Linked DNA regions of Homo sapiens: region 2 is linked to region 1. Evidence: chromatin contacts called from ENCODE Hi-C data. All regions are on one chromosome and are shown on one strand. Each heading gives the region's core, a stretch centred on a gene start or an enhancer-like site at or near the end of the contact. The rest is flanking DNA. Distances are from core to core; before and after follow the strand shown. Region 1 holds the start of CD101 (CD101 molecule). Region 2 holds the start of TENT5C-DT (TENT5C divergent transcript).

Region 1 (6,908 bases), core at 2,411-4,910:
TCTTTGTAAAAGGGATTTCAATAGAGTGGAAGCAGCAGTTTTCAGGGTAAGAAGTGACTGCAGGAAGTGGAACCTACTTCCAGGAGTTTCATGGAGAAGGAAAAATGAAGATTAGGATGGCAGCTAGAAAGAGTAGCTAGGTGAGGAGCGGTAGGAAGGGGTGGGATGGAGAATGGGTGAAGCCAGCAAGGAGGATGAATGAAGTAATGTCCTAGTAGAGGGATGACAGGGAGGGTGCTGTGTTATAGTCTCAACGTCTGTGTCTTCCTAAAACTCACACGCAGAAACCTAATTTCCAAGGTGATGGTATTAGGAGATGGGGCATTTAGGAAGCAATTAGGTCATGAGGGCTGTGCTCTCATGAATGGGATTAATGCCCTTGTAAAAGAGTCCAGGAAGCTCGCTAGCCCCTTCTGCCACGTGAGGACACAGTTAGAAGGTGCTATGAGGAACAGGCCCTCACTGACACCAAACTGCCAGTGCCTTGATCTTAGACTTCCCAGCCTCCAAAACTAAATTTCTGTTGTTTATAAGCCCCCCTCCCCCACCCGCCCCAGTTTATGGTACTTTTGCTACAACACGCCAAACAGTCTAAGACATACTACTTTCTGAGAAAAGTGAAAGAAATAGTGTGGAGATTTCAAAGGTATTTTTCAGGTAGAAGGCATGACTGGCAGAGATCAACTCAAATGGCTATGCACTGGGGCCATAAGCTTAAGCATCTTACTATAAATATATTCTCTCTGGGTTTTTTCAAGTACATATCATCCACCCTCCGAAAAACACCTGTGAGGACTGCCCTCTTGCTCTCTCTTTTAATGGGTAGAGGGTTAGCTACTTTTGAATAGTAGCTCATATTCTTGTTGGCTGATGAGTACAAAGCTTGGCACTGACATACTAACATTAGAATCATGCTTTCAAAACACCAAAAATTCCTCGATGGTATTGACTTTCTTTAAAAATATCACTGGAATTGTCAAATTTACCACTGCAGTATTATTTGAATGAAAACGATTAGGTTGAACTGTATAAAATGGTCCATACTTGAGCACTTTTTATACCAAAAAAACAGCAGTTTCAAATAATGCTACCTTATACAAAACCTACCTCAGGAATAGCCAACATAACAAGCAGCTTCTTTCTCTTTTCACATTCAAAAACCCTATATGCTTGGAGGCTGAGATAGCTTCCATCCATACTAAGTGGAATCTTTTTTATTTTTCATGAATGCAAACTCAGTAAGACAGACAATAGCCCTTCCCCCAAACCCTGCCATATTAATGGCCATTATTTGTAGGGCAGCTAGTTTGGGTGGGGGAAATAGATCAAGCAGACAAAGCTAACTGCTAAATCCGAGAACTCATTTACCCATGACATTAATCTCATATGGCACCATTTTCTATCAGGATTGTTCAGTCCTTATATTTACTAAAAAAAAATTGGGACAAAGTGTAAATTTGCTAACCAATGTAATTGATCAATAGATCGTTATTTAAATAATTTATTTCAATTCCCCTCTATATTTGTAAGGACAAACAGCAGACTTCTAAAGCTTTTTCCAGTAACTTCCTGATTTATGTATTCTTCACATAAAAACTGTGCTTCTACACAAAATTAGTGCTTCAGATGAGTCAGAATTTAGAAGAAGTAAATGTATAACCCAGTTTAGGTAATTGTTTAAATGGGTTAAGGAAAAGCTTCCAGCTTCCCCTTTTTGAGCCTTGATTACTACTTTCCTTCCCCCAGGGCTTCTAGCCTGCTTACCAAAAAAAGAGACAGAATTTGCAATTCTATGAATTATTGCACAATGTAAACCCAGTTTCCTCCTATATACATAGCAAACATAGAATTCAAATACACAAAGCACATACACTTGAGAATCACACTCAGACAACTTAACCAAACAACAAAAACACACCAGCCCCCAAAGGATCCCACCAGTGCACCTATCCATCAACACCCGCCAAGCCAGTCTGGCAGGCATCCGTCACCCAGCAAGTGGTCCCAGTAACTTCCCCTGCAGGCCCTAGGTCTGACTCTTAACCTCACACTATCATATGTACCTAGAGACATGAGCACAATTCAACTCAATCAATGTTTATTAAGCAACCTCTTTGTGCTGAATGCTGTATTCTTTTCTTTTAATTCTTCAGCCATAGTCCTGGTCACACCAAATGCAGCTTGGTTTAGTTCCCCAATCATCCCAGCCATTCGGGTCCCTGCACTGGCTCCATCCAGTCTCTCTAAAGCAAGAGTTTTGTTTGTTTGTTTGTTTTTTTAGATGGAATCTCACTCTGTCACCCAGGCTGGAGTGCAGTGGCTCAATCTTGGCTCACTGCAACCTCCACCTCCCAGGTTCAAGCGATTCTCCCACCTCAGCCTCCCAAGTAGCTAGGGCCACAGGTATGTGCCACCATGCCCAGCTATAAAGCAAGAGTTCTTAACTGGGTCCACATGTAGGATTAAAGGGTCCATAAACTAGGGTGAAAAATAATCTTACATCTTTATTTTCATTTTTGCCTCTAATGGAAATTTAGTATTTTCTTCAGTTATGTATGTAGACAACCACAGATATCTTCATATCACATTACAACTACTTAAGATATATTGAAATGTTATTTATACTCATCATTACTTTGAAGTTTGGTGGTTAAAAGACCTACCTGTAGATTTTGTTATGTAATGCATAAATAAGAAGCAAATAAATTACTGCATTATAATTTATTTAAAATATTTTGATACCTGTATTTCAATGTGACTGATTTCCTCTGTAATTCTATGCATTTTATTTTATGCATTTTAAACATTATTCTGAGATGGAGTCTATTCTCTTTACCAGATGTTAATGAAAACTGTAGCATAAAAAGTACCTGCTATCTGGTTTGAAACTATTCCATTACCTGCTCAACTCATCTGACTCTCCCTTCTACCTCCAAATTTTCTCTTCTTCCATCCTATTCAAACATAGATAAATGCCCCTAGATCAGGCAAGCCCCTCTGCATGGCCCTCAGTAGAGCCAAGTGAATCTTCCTGTTCATTTCTCAGTCTCTCAGTAGTCAATTTCCACTTCCACTCGCAGGTGAAATCTAGAACCTTCTTTTAGCATAGTCTAAAACTACTAAGTACTTTCATAACCTTTCTTTCCATCCAGTCATATCTGCAAGGCATAGTTATCCCATCAAGCCTTAATATCAGGCAAACCTTAAGGTCTCCTCTCAGTTTGGGACACAAAGCTTTTTTACTGTCTCTTGGGATGATCGGCCCAGGAAGATGAGTAAAGCCAGGGCCAAGCAAAACTGACAGATCTGGCAACACACACAAATGTTAAAACCAATGGAATCTTGTGCATGGGACTCAACCAAGCATTGTGACTCCCTGGAACTCAAGGATGTCTAGGTAAGCCAAGAACTGTCATTAGTAAGTCAAAAATTATTGCTAACATCAGAAATATATGGCATAGTTGTTCCTGTAGAGACCAAATTGTCCTGTTCCATCACTCAGCACCCTGAGTTGATGAACTCCTGTGACAAGAGAAACATAAAGGATTATGAAACTTACTCAGAAGGAGAAAGAAAGATGCCACATATGAGATGCCTGCCATTTGGGCCAGCACAGTCCTTTTTCGTCCCAATAGTGTCACTAACATTCAGAGGTTGAGTGACAAATGCTGTGCTCTCACTGCAAAGTAAAGAGGAAGCAAAAGTGTGGTTTTCAGCCCACTGAGAAATAGAGATGTCTTGTGAAAAGCAAAACTGGTTACATTATGTAGCTCTTTACTAATCACTCAAATTTGGGAGTAAAAAAGTTATCTTTGTGGTTAAGTAAACAGATATCGATAAAACTAAGAAAAGATGGGTCTCAACCTGGCTCACAGTATGTGTCATTTGGTAATGATGAGAGAATTTAGGTAAACTGAATAAATAAAAAAGGCACCAGCAATGTTGTCTTCTTGGCCCTTCCTTCTCCTCCTCTCTTGAGAGAGGAAATGACTGAGAAATGGGAGAAGGCCCCTGAAAAACATGAACTTGGGGCGACATGAGGTGGTGCTGAAGGTTACAGGCTCTAGAGTCAGGCTGCCTGGGTTTGCATGCAGATTCTAGTTTTAGTAACTGTGCAATCTTAGAAAACTTAATTAACTTTTCCTAACCCTCATTGCTAAAATGAGGATACTAATAGTAGGTACCCTGTAAGATTACTGTGAATGCCAAATGAGCTAATTTTTTAATTATTTTTTTATTTCTTTTTTTTTGTATTTTACTTTTTTTTATTATTATTATACTTTAAGTTCTAGGGTACATGTGCACAACGTGCAAATTTGTTACATATGTATACATGTGCCATGTTGGTGTGCTGCACCCATTAACTCGTCATTTACATTAGGTATATCTCCTAATGCTTTCCCTCCCCCTTCCCCCGACCCTATGACAGGCCCCGGTGTGTGATGTTCCCCTTCCTGTGTCCAAGTGTTCTCACTGTTCAATTCCCACCTATGAGTGAGAACATGCAGTGTTTGGTTTTTTGTTCTTGAGATAGTTTGCTGAGAATGATAGTTTCAAGCTAATTTATTTAAAGCACTTAGAACAATATCTGGTACATAGTAACTGCTCAATGAATATTAGCTACCATCATCACCATCATGAGACATTTAAGTAAATCTTCATCTGCCCTGTGAAACTGCCTTTGCAAAAATTGTAACAGTGAGAAAGTTATGACAGTGAAAGGGATCTGACCTCACCATCTCCATCTTGCTTCTAACTTCCAAGCTGCCCTTGTTAATTCCTGGTTGTAGGCCAAACTAACTTTGGGAGGAATTTAGCTTAGTTTAATTTTGAAACAAAGAGGATAACAGCCCTTTCTGGAAACAAACCCCCTTCTTGCCTGGGGAGCAGACTTCCCTAGTAAGACTAACAAATTAGCCACAACATTAGAAATTATGGTTTAGGAGTCATGCAGCCAGAGGCCACACAATTCCAACCTCCCCAACTGTTCCTAGGGATAACATCACTATTGTAAAACCTAAATTGGTGCTCAAGGTATTTTTCAGACCCTGCATCCTGATGCACCAGCTGACACCATCCAGGCTGGTGATCTGGTTCCACCAGTTCTTTGATCCCACTTAGGAACGGAAGACTGCAAGAACCCCCTTTGATCCCCTGTGATTTCATCTCCTACCTGACCAATCAGCACTCCCCACTCCCTGGCCTGCCAAATTATCCTTACTAACTCCAGTCTCTGAATTTCCGGGGAGACTGATTTGAGTAATAAAACTCTGGTTTCCCATTTAGCTGGTTCTGTGTGAATTAAACTCTTTCTCTATTGCAATTCTCCTGTCTTGATAAGTCTGTTCTATCTGGGCAGCAGGCAAGGAGAAACCTGTTGGGCAGTTACGCTAATGGGCAGTTACACCGATGTGAACCCAGGTATCAAGGATGGCAGAGGAGTATCTAAATGCAACAGTTGGCCCTGAACCTAGACTAATACTACGCTAGTGCTAGAGTTCTCAGGAAGCTTCCACTTAAATCAGATAATCACAATGCAATGTGTCAACAATCAGTGGGGCACCTATAGGGGGTGGGGAAAATTGGTAGGCAGGAGGGAAGGTCAAGATGGATTGGGCTGGGCCAGGTGAGTCAATGAGTCATCTAGAGAGGCAGGGGGCCAAGGTACAGTTGGGGAAAAACCGTGTGGCATGAATAGTAACACACAGGCTGTACTATCTTGTTGGAATGAAGTTTGAGGTTGTTGTGAAAGAAGGATCTATACAGGTAGGATGGGCAGATCTTAGTGGGCTTCGTGTGCCAAGCCTAAGAGCTTGGCTTTTATTAATACCTCAAAGAAGAGGGAAGCTATGAAGATTTTTAGTGGTAGTATAGCCTGGTTGGATTTTCCGTTTTTCCTTTTAAGTTGAATTCTGTATGTGTGCATTGCTAACAGGTTGAAAGGTGAAGAAGGGAGACAAGGCTAGAAGCAAGAAGGTCAGTTACAAGGTTTTTGTAGTTGTCTCTATGAGCAATAATAAGGGCCTGAAGTAGGGCATTTAAAATAAAGACAGAGGCCGGGCGCAGTGGCTCATGCCTGTAATCCCAGCACTTTAGGTGGCAGAAGCGGGCGGATCACGAGGTCAGGAGATCGAGACCATCCTGGCTAACATGGTGAAGCCCCGTCTCTACTAAAAATACAAAAAAATAGCTGGGTGTGGTGGTGGGCGCCTGTAGTCCCAGCTACTGGGGAGGCTGAGGCAAGAGAATGGCATGAAGCCAGGAGGCGGAGCTTGCAGTGAGCCAAGATCACGCCACTGCACTCCAGCCTGGGCGACAGGGCGAGACTCCATCTCAAAATAAATAAATAAATAAAGACAGAGGTGGGATAGATAAAATAATCAAATAGTTACGGAATACTCCCTGTGCAGTAAGCACCCTACCATGTGCTGGACATCCATTAAGGACATAATTAAGCTGCAGCCTTTGATCTGAAGGAGCTGCTGCTTGTGCCATGTGGCATGGTGGAGGTGAGCAGGTAAGAACTTGACTGTCACATAGGGATATCAGAGAAGGAAGAGGGCATGTCTAATCTGGAGAGAATGAATGGGAGGTCAGTAAAATCTTCAGGGGAAAGGTGGCATTTTAAAGTAAAATTTATTTTCCTAGTGAGAATTATAGTAGAATGGGGTACATTCTACAAATTCAGGTCTGGAGGCATCTAACTTTATCTATCTATCTATCCATCCATACATCCATCCATCCCTCCATTCACTCATCCATTCTTCTGGTTTTATTCATTAGCAATGATACCTATTAGCCCTCCAGTGATGGTCAAACTACAAATATTGAAGTCTTAAGTGAAAGGCCCTGTACTTCCCTTTTCAAGATACTATGCAAGGCTTGGGGGATAAAAGAGGTGTAAGAGG
Region 2 (6,908 bases), core at 1,595-4,094, 600 kb before region 1:
TTAAATTTTCTATCAAATGTGTCTGGTTAATGGTACTGTGAAAACAAGAGCACTACAGCCCACTTTTAAGTTATTTTTACTGCTGCACTGTTCCTTGGACTTTCAGAAATATGAGGAATTCTGTTCTCTGACCGGCAGCGCAAGATGTGCATGATCTGCCCTGGCCTTGAACACGGGGGAATGTGGGCTGAATGTGTGCACTATGGGGAGATACAGCTGAGGGGGGACGGGCCTCTGGAACTCGGGAGATTTCAGTGGCTACTTGTGCTCACGGTACAAGAGAAGAAACCAGGTAGAGATAGCCACAGGTGCACAACTAAGTCATGCTCACTCTGACAAGCAGGCTAAGAGCCAAATCCTTTCCTTCAGAATTACATGAATTTAATCCCTGGATACAAGGTAGGTATTGTGGAAAAAACAGCGTAAGAAATATGGCTGTTAATTCTATGTGCTCACTGAAGCTGCTTATGAAATTAGGGATCTTTGTTTTGGTAACAATTTAGAGGCCTCCTGGCAGAGTTTTTTTTTTTTTTTAAACTTTGTTATGGGAGCCCCCTACCCCCGCATAGCTACCTGAACAATTATATACAATATACCAAAATCTTCCTAAAAACTCTTTATTGAGAATATATGTACTCTAAAGCTATGGGTATACCTTAAGAGAAAAAGTTCATTATCTGAAATAAACTAAGCTTGACTCCAGAGATCATTTTCCATCTTCACAAACAAGAATGTCAAAGGACAGAACCCCTGCAGCCCAGCTCAGAGGTTTCCCTAAAAGCCCAGAGAAAAGTCAGCATTCTTTACTCCCCATCCCCCTCCCCCTTTTCCACTGCAGGGCCTAACGTGGCTGGTCTCACACCCTCAATAATACCCTTGGGGATTTAAGACAGTAAAATTCTGGGTAAGCTCTCCTACCACTCTTGCGGCTGCCCAACTTACTTCCTGGGCTCATTTCCTTGCCAATTTACTCACGTTGAAAGGTTGCTGTCGCCAACAACGGTCACCCTCTTTCCTGCACGCAGAGGGCAGCTGAGCCAGCCAGAAGTGTACTTTGGGAGGATCTAATCACCCTAACTTTATTTCCTGGGCTGGTTCAGTCTCCTAACCCACCTACAAAGTAACCTGAAGACCAAGTTGTCACAATACAAATAATTATGCACATAGTATTTATAAAAGCTTTCTTACTATAAGTGCATTTTAAGCACTTCATTTGTATGCACTTTATATCTCCGTAAGAAAGCAAAAATGTTAAAAAGGAAGCAGGCCCCTACTTAATTAAGCCAGGGAACTGGTTAGAGCCCTACAAAAGCCTACCTATGGACAAAAAAGGGCGAAGGGGAAGGGAGCTGACACTATCCCTCCCGCAGGGTCCAGCCCTAATAGTGGGTTCTCCAGAAGCTCGCCAGGCATTCATTTCTCCAGGGGAGCGCCCTTACTTGGAGGTAGCGCTGCTTGGTTTTCTCGCCCGCCAGCGTTGAGTTCAGGTGTGCAGGCTACCAACCTGTATTCTTCAGGTAAGTCACCCTCCTCTGACTCGCCTCCCACCCTGCTCCCTCCTGCCTCGCGACCAGTGCGAAGGGAGTCCCCGAACTGCGACACCTCCCGGGGCAGCCGCACCGGTATCCGTCCGAGTCGACCCACTTGCCGTGGCTTTTCACCTACGCAGTAAAGCAAGTTTCATTTTCAAAAGGAGAGGAAGCAGGTTTCACAGACACCGCATTCCCAAGAAGTTTCTGAGAGACGCGCAGCGCACAAGTCACTGGCTTGGATCCCTTTGCTGCTCATGGTGTCCACAGTCTGATGTGAGCGCATTAAATTTAAGGATCTCCGCCCTTCTCCTTAAAACTCAGGACTTGGCAATGAGCCTAGGAAGCGCCCCTCCCCTCCCCAACCAGATCCAAGCCCCGGACCGCTGCGTCTCCAGCTGCGCCTAGTGAAACCGCCGAATTCGAATTCACACTCGGCGGGCCGGCGAAGGTGTGCGCGCCCGCGGGAGCGCCGGGGCGAGCCCGAGGGACTGCAAGCCAGGAAGGGAGGCATGGGTGGCGGGGGGCGCCGTCTGATCCAGGTAGGAGCGGAGGCGCCGATCACACACTCTTCAGACGCCCTGCCCGCGCCTGGCCAGCGCGCAGCCTGCAGGACGCGCGGAGCAGGAACTCGCTGGAGTTTGCCAAGCCCCAGGTCTCTGGAAAGTTGTAGCTCCCTTTCGGAGCGTCTCTTCTGGCCCTTTGGGACGGGTGTGTCAGGGGCGGGGGTCCTCGAGGGAGCAGGAGGGGAAAGGAGCACCGGGTCTCGGCACCTGTCCGCAGCTCCCCTCGGGTCCGCCTGCCCCCTACCAGGCTGGGCAAAGACCTGAGCACCACTTAGTGGGGGCGGACCCCCACTAAGTGAGCTCGCGGCTCCCTGGGGCTGCTGCCGCATCGCCGCACCTTTAGAGGAGGGGGGTCGCGGACTCACCTGGGCAATAGAAGAGGAGGCGACAGAGGCAGGTCCTTGGCGTGGGCAGGCCCCAGCAGGAGCGGCGCGACCTCTACAGCCCCTAGGCAGCGGCACCGAGTGAGCCGTCCCGCCGCCGCCCCCTCCGTTCTTATACGGCGGGACCACGCCCCCGTCCCCGCCCCTGAGCCGCCCTCCCGGGGGAGCCAGGGGCGGGGCGTGGCGGAGCCAGTCCCCTCGGGACCCTTCCGCCCGGCCCTGACGGCAGGGGCGGGGCGAGGGCTGCCCTCTGATTGGCTCTTCGGGTGAATGGTTGCCAAGAGACGAGTAAATCCTCAGCGGCGGGAAGGGGCGGGGTGCTCAGGGAGGCAGCACTGCGCAAGCGCAATAGAGGGGGCTGCGTCGACACCCACTTAACTTCGGAGTTAGTGGGACACCTTTCTTTTTGCTTAGTACGCTTTTCTGCTATTCCTGCCGCATAACTCTCTCTTCCCCAGGCTTTTCCCATCTCCATCCTATTCTCTCGCAGGCAGGTTTTTCTTCCGCCTCTCTGGGGATTTTCGCGTTGGTTCTCCCTGCCCCCAGGAGTGAGGCGGGTAACGCCCACGCCTACCTCCGGTGTGTGTTTTTGAAGTCGGAAAAAACTTAATGGTTTCTGGGCCCTGGGCACCTTTCTGATTCCCCAAGCAAACTGGCTGGAGGCGAAGGCGTGGTCTTCGGGGAGAGAGCGCCGGCGGCTCTCTGGCCCCGGGGACCACCTGTGTGCAGTTAGTGGGACGAAGGGCCTCGGGGAGTCCATCGCCAATGTCGGCAGCCGCAGCCGCTTCGGCCCCATTCGGAATGCCACAGCACTTGGTCCAGTGTGTTATATAACATGCAGGCAGGGCTTGGACACCATCCATTCATAACATAGCGAGTGGTTTACAGCCCAGGTTCTGAATTCAGACTAATCTGAGTTGAGATCTCCATGCACCACTTAAACTTTCTGTAAGGCCTTAGGCAAGTAACTGAACCAACCCTCCAACAACCTGCGTCTCCTATCTGTAGGACAAGACTAACAATGGGACAGCTCTGTAGAATTATATAAGTATTAAGAAAATACGTGGGAAACAATTAGTGCATTGCCTAGTGCCTGTTAGAAAGTGTGTGGCAAATGCTGTATGTATCAGATAGTAGCCAATGTTGGACAATGTTATTTATCAATAGACATTATTGTACTTGTATTGATCGTTTACTAGGTGCTGGGGGAAAAGATTACTTCCCAGATGCAGTATTTACATCTCCTCCGCCCTACTCTTCCAACCCTGCCTGAAATAAGTGTGGTTCTCCTGTCTGTCAGACTATGAAGAGTTCTCAAATATGTCTTTCCCAGCGAGGGAGAGGAGAGTGAGTATCCAGGAACTTTAATGCGATAGGACATCAATATGAGTGTTTATAGGGAAAGCCAGTGATCCTATTGTTAGACGCGAAATCAAGACATATGATCTGATTTTTTGTTTTACTTTTTGTTTTTGAGGTATAACATTCAGTAAAGCGCACAAATCAAAAGTGTCCAGAATGATAATTTTTTACATATGCATACCCATGTAACTGCCATCCATATCAAGATGTGGAACCTTTCCAGCTCATTCATGCCCCTTCCCATTCAGTATCCGACAAGGATTACCACTATTTTAACCTCTATCACCATAGATTAGTTTTACCAATATTTGAACTTGCTATGGATGAAATACATAACACGTACAATTTTATGTCTGGCTTCTCTTGCCCAACAGTGCGTCTATGAGATTCATCCATATTGTTGTGTGTAACAATGGTCCATTCTTTTTCACTACTGTGTATTACTTCATTATATAAATATTCAACGATTTGTGTACTCATCCTACTGTTGGTGGACATTTGAGTTGCTTCATGTTTCTGCCTTTGATGAAGCTGCTGCAGACATTCTTACACATGTCTTTTGGTGGACATAGCATTCATTTATGTTGGATATATATATATACCTAGGATTGGATTCCTGGTTCATAGAGTGTTCACATATTAAACTTTAAATACACTGCCAGTTTTTAAATTCGTATAACAATTTAGGTTCCAACCAGTGATATGAGATTTCCGGTTGTTTCACATCTTTGCCAGTATTGGTATTTTCAGTCTTTTTAATTTAAAAAGGGGGGGGATATGTATTTCATTGTGATTTAAAATTGCATTTTTTGATGATCAAGGATGTTGAGCAATTTTTCAGATGCTTATTGTTCATTTCAATACCCTTTTAATAAAGTGTCTGTTCAAGTCTTTCGCTCATTTGTAGGGAGTTGTCTGTCCTAATGACCTATAAGAGTTCTTTACATATTCTGAATATGAGCCCTTTGTCCAATATATGTATAACAAATATCTTTTCCCAATCTGTGTTGACTTTTAATTATTCTAATGTTATCTTTTGATGAACAGAAGCACTTAATTTTAAAGACATTCAAAATATTAATCTTATCTCTTATGACTAGTGTTTTGTATGTCCTGTTTAAAATAATCCTAAGCCCATAAAAATAATATTCTTTGTTTTCTTCTAAGAACTTCATTGTTTTAACTTTCACTATCTGTAATAAGGCCTTGGGCAAGTAACTCAACCATCCTTCCATAAACTTCCAACCACAATAAAGTTAATGCAAATTATTACATTGGCCTTTCAACCATTTCTACTCTTTCAGTGCCTCTTGGAAACCATTAGTACAGTTAGTCTCAAGGTAGAACACAGGACAGAAATTCTTAACCTAAAATTTGACCCAGCATGGTTTAGTTCCACCTTTTCCTGGGTGAAATTTTATTCAACTTCCTGAATAAAATTAGGCAATTCTATGGTAGGTGAGAGGTGAGAGCTAAGAGCAGAAAAGAAACTCACTATATATGAGTTTCTCAAATATATATACATGTATATATATATTTTTTTCTTGGGCCCCTTTGTATTCCTGATGCATTAATGGACTTTTCTAGAATTGTGTTTCAGGGTTGTTTTTTTTTTTTTTTTTTTAAATACACTGTGTTCTTTCTGCCTCATAAAACTGGCATCCTGGAGCTGGCAGGAGTCTTAGAAAGTGGCCAAGTTCTGCCCGTTGGACACGGAACCAGATATTCAAACTCTTCTTCCTAGATTATTGGTGCCTTCTTCTTGCCAAATTCCAGCCCCTGCTGAGCACATCCAATCAGAATGGTTTAAAGACCTTCTTTGCATTCTGAATGATTCACTGGATTCACTGATTTATACCTAGGGAAACCGAGGGACAAAACAGTCTTTAAAATGCAAGCGTACCTCACTTGTAGTGATGATCCTGAAAGAGTTTTACGTCTCAATAGATTCTGATTTTAATACTTCAGAAAAACAAAGAAATTCCACCATAGTCCTACTGTAAGTCAAGAAAGACCTTTTGTATAGTGTCTAGTTATCTCCTGATCTATCAGTTTCTTTGAGCAATTTCTTAAGTCTTGAGTTTTTTGTAATAAAAACATTACAAATGTTTATTCAAATGCCCCCATCTAAATATTTTATTTTTCTTAAAATGATTTTTATGTGAAGTTCTTGTCCACATTTAACATACATGTAGAGAAGTACACAGCTCATAAGAGCACAGCTCAATGAATTTTCACAAACGGAATGAACCTGTGTTGCTAGCATACAGATCAAGAAACAAAGGAACATCAAAGCATTTGTGGACATATTTTATTTTATTTATTTTTTTTTATTTTTTTATTTTATTTGGTCTTTTTTCATGATATGTGTATCAGCAGTTCTTTCTTTTTTTATATATACTTGAAGTTTTAGGGTACATGTGCACAACGTGCAGGTTAGTTACATATTTTAAAACCATCACAGTGGCATTGTGTACATCCTAGTGAGTTTCTGGTGGGGCAAAGACATGACTTGGCTTTTCAATTCCCACCTACAACTCTCACCAGTAAATCTCTCTCTCCTCTCTGGCTCCTGCAGCCCAATATTTTTCTCGGGTGTTGCAGAAAGAGACCTGGGTTTGGAATAAAATGGTGTAAGTTTTATTTGGAGCAAAGTCCAGAAGTAATGGAACCTAGAGCTGGTCATATTTGGTGGGACAGGAAGAGAGGAAGGGGCTGCATCTTCAGGCATGGCTGTAGCAGCAGGCTCAAGTACAGCATGGCAGCAGAGGCACTGCCACCAGAGCAGCATGAAGGGGTAAAGTAGGGATCCAGAAGGGGGATGGTGGTGACAGTGGCAGTGCCAGGGAAAAGACGATGCCAAATATAAGCAGTGCTGACTTTATCCCTCCAATCTAGGTGTCTCTAAACTCCTTTCCTGCCCACCCCACTAGCAGTATGTCCCTGGAGAAAGGATGTAGGCTTGAGTCAGATGGCAGGCAATCCTTTTTTCAGGCAAGGTGAAACCTTAGACAAATGGCTTAACATCTCTGAGTCTGAGCTTCCTAATCCAAAAAATGGAAATGCTA

The links. A loop is a pair of places that touch in the nucleus more often than their neighbours do. Pooled maps may share reads with other maps.
Region 2: a map of naive thymus-derived CD4-positive, alpha-beta T cell shows a loop between it and region 1 (3-fold over the local background). The contact joins the promoter of TENT5C-DT here to the promoter of CD101 in region 1. A Hi-C loop is called at or near these places in 1 of 168 maps with a recorded cell type or tissue (naive thymus-derived CD4-positive, alpha-beta T cell), 1 of 37 single-sample maps with no recorded cell type and 6 of 50 pooled maps.

The regions. Positions count from the first base shown.
Region 1 is chr1:116,998,512-117,005,419 of GRCh38, reverse strand. It overlaps CD101 (CD101 molecule), which reads right to left and starts at 3,660. Exons shown (of 10, transcript NM_001256106.3): 1 at 3,560-3,660. The coding sequence starts at 3,602.
Region 2 is chr1:117,601,706-117,608,613 of GRCh38, reverse strand. It overlaps TENT5C-DT (TENT5C divergent transcript), which reads left to right and starts at 2,844. Exons shown (of 3, transcript NR_121626.1): 1 at 2,844-2,968; 2 at 3,678-3,825. TENT5C (terminal nucleotidyltransferase 5C) reads right to left here and starts at 2,566. Exons shown (of 2, transcript NM_017709.4): 1 at 2,461-2,566. RefSeq lists a silencer at 2,501-2,840 and enhancers at 2,751-3,251, 3,252-3,752.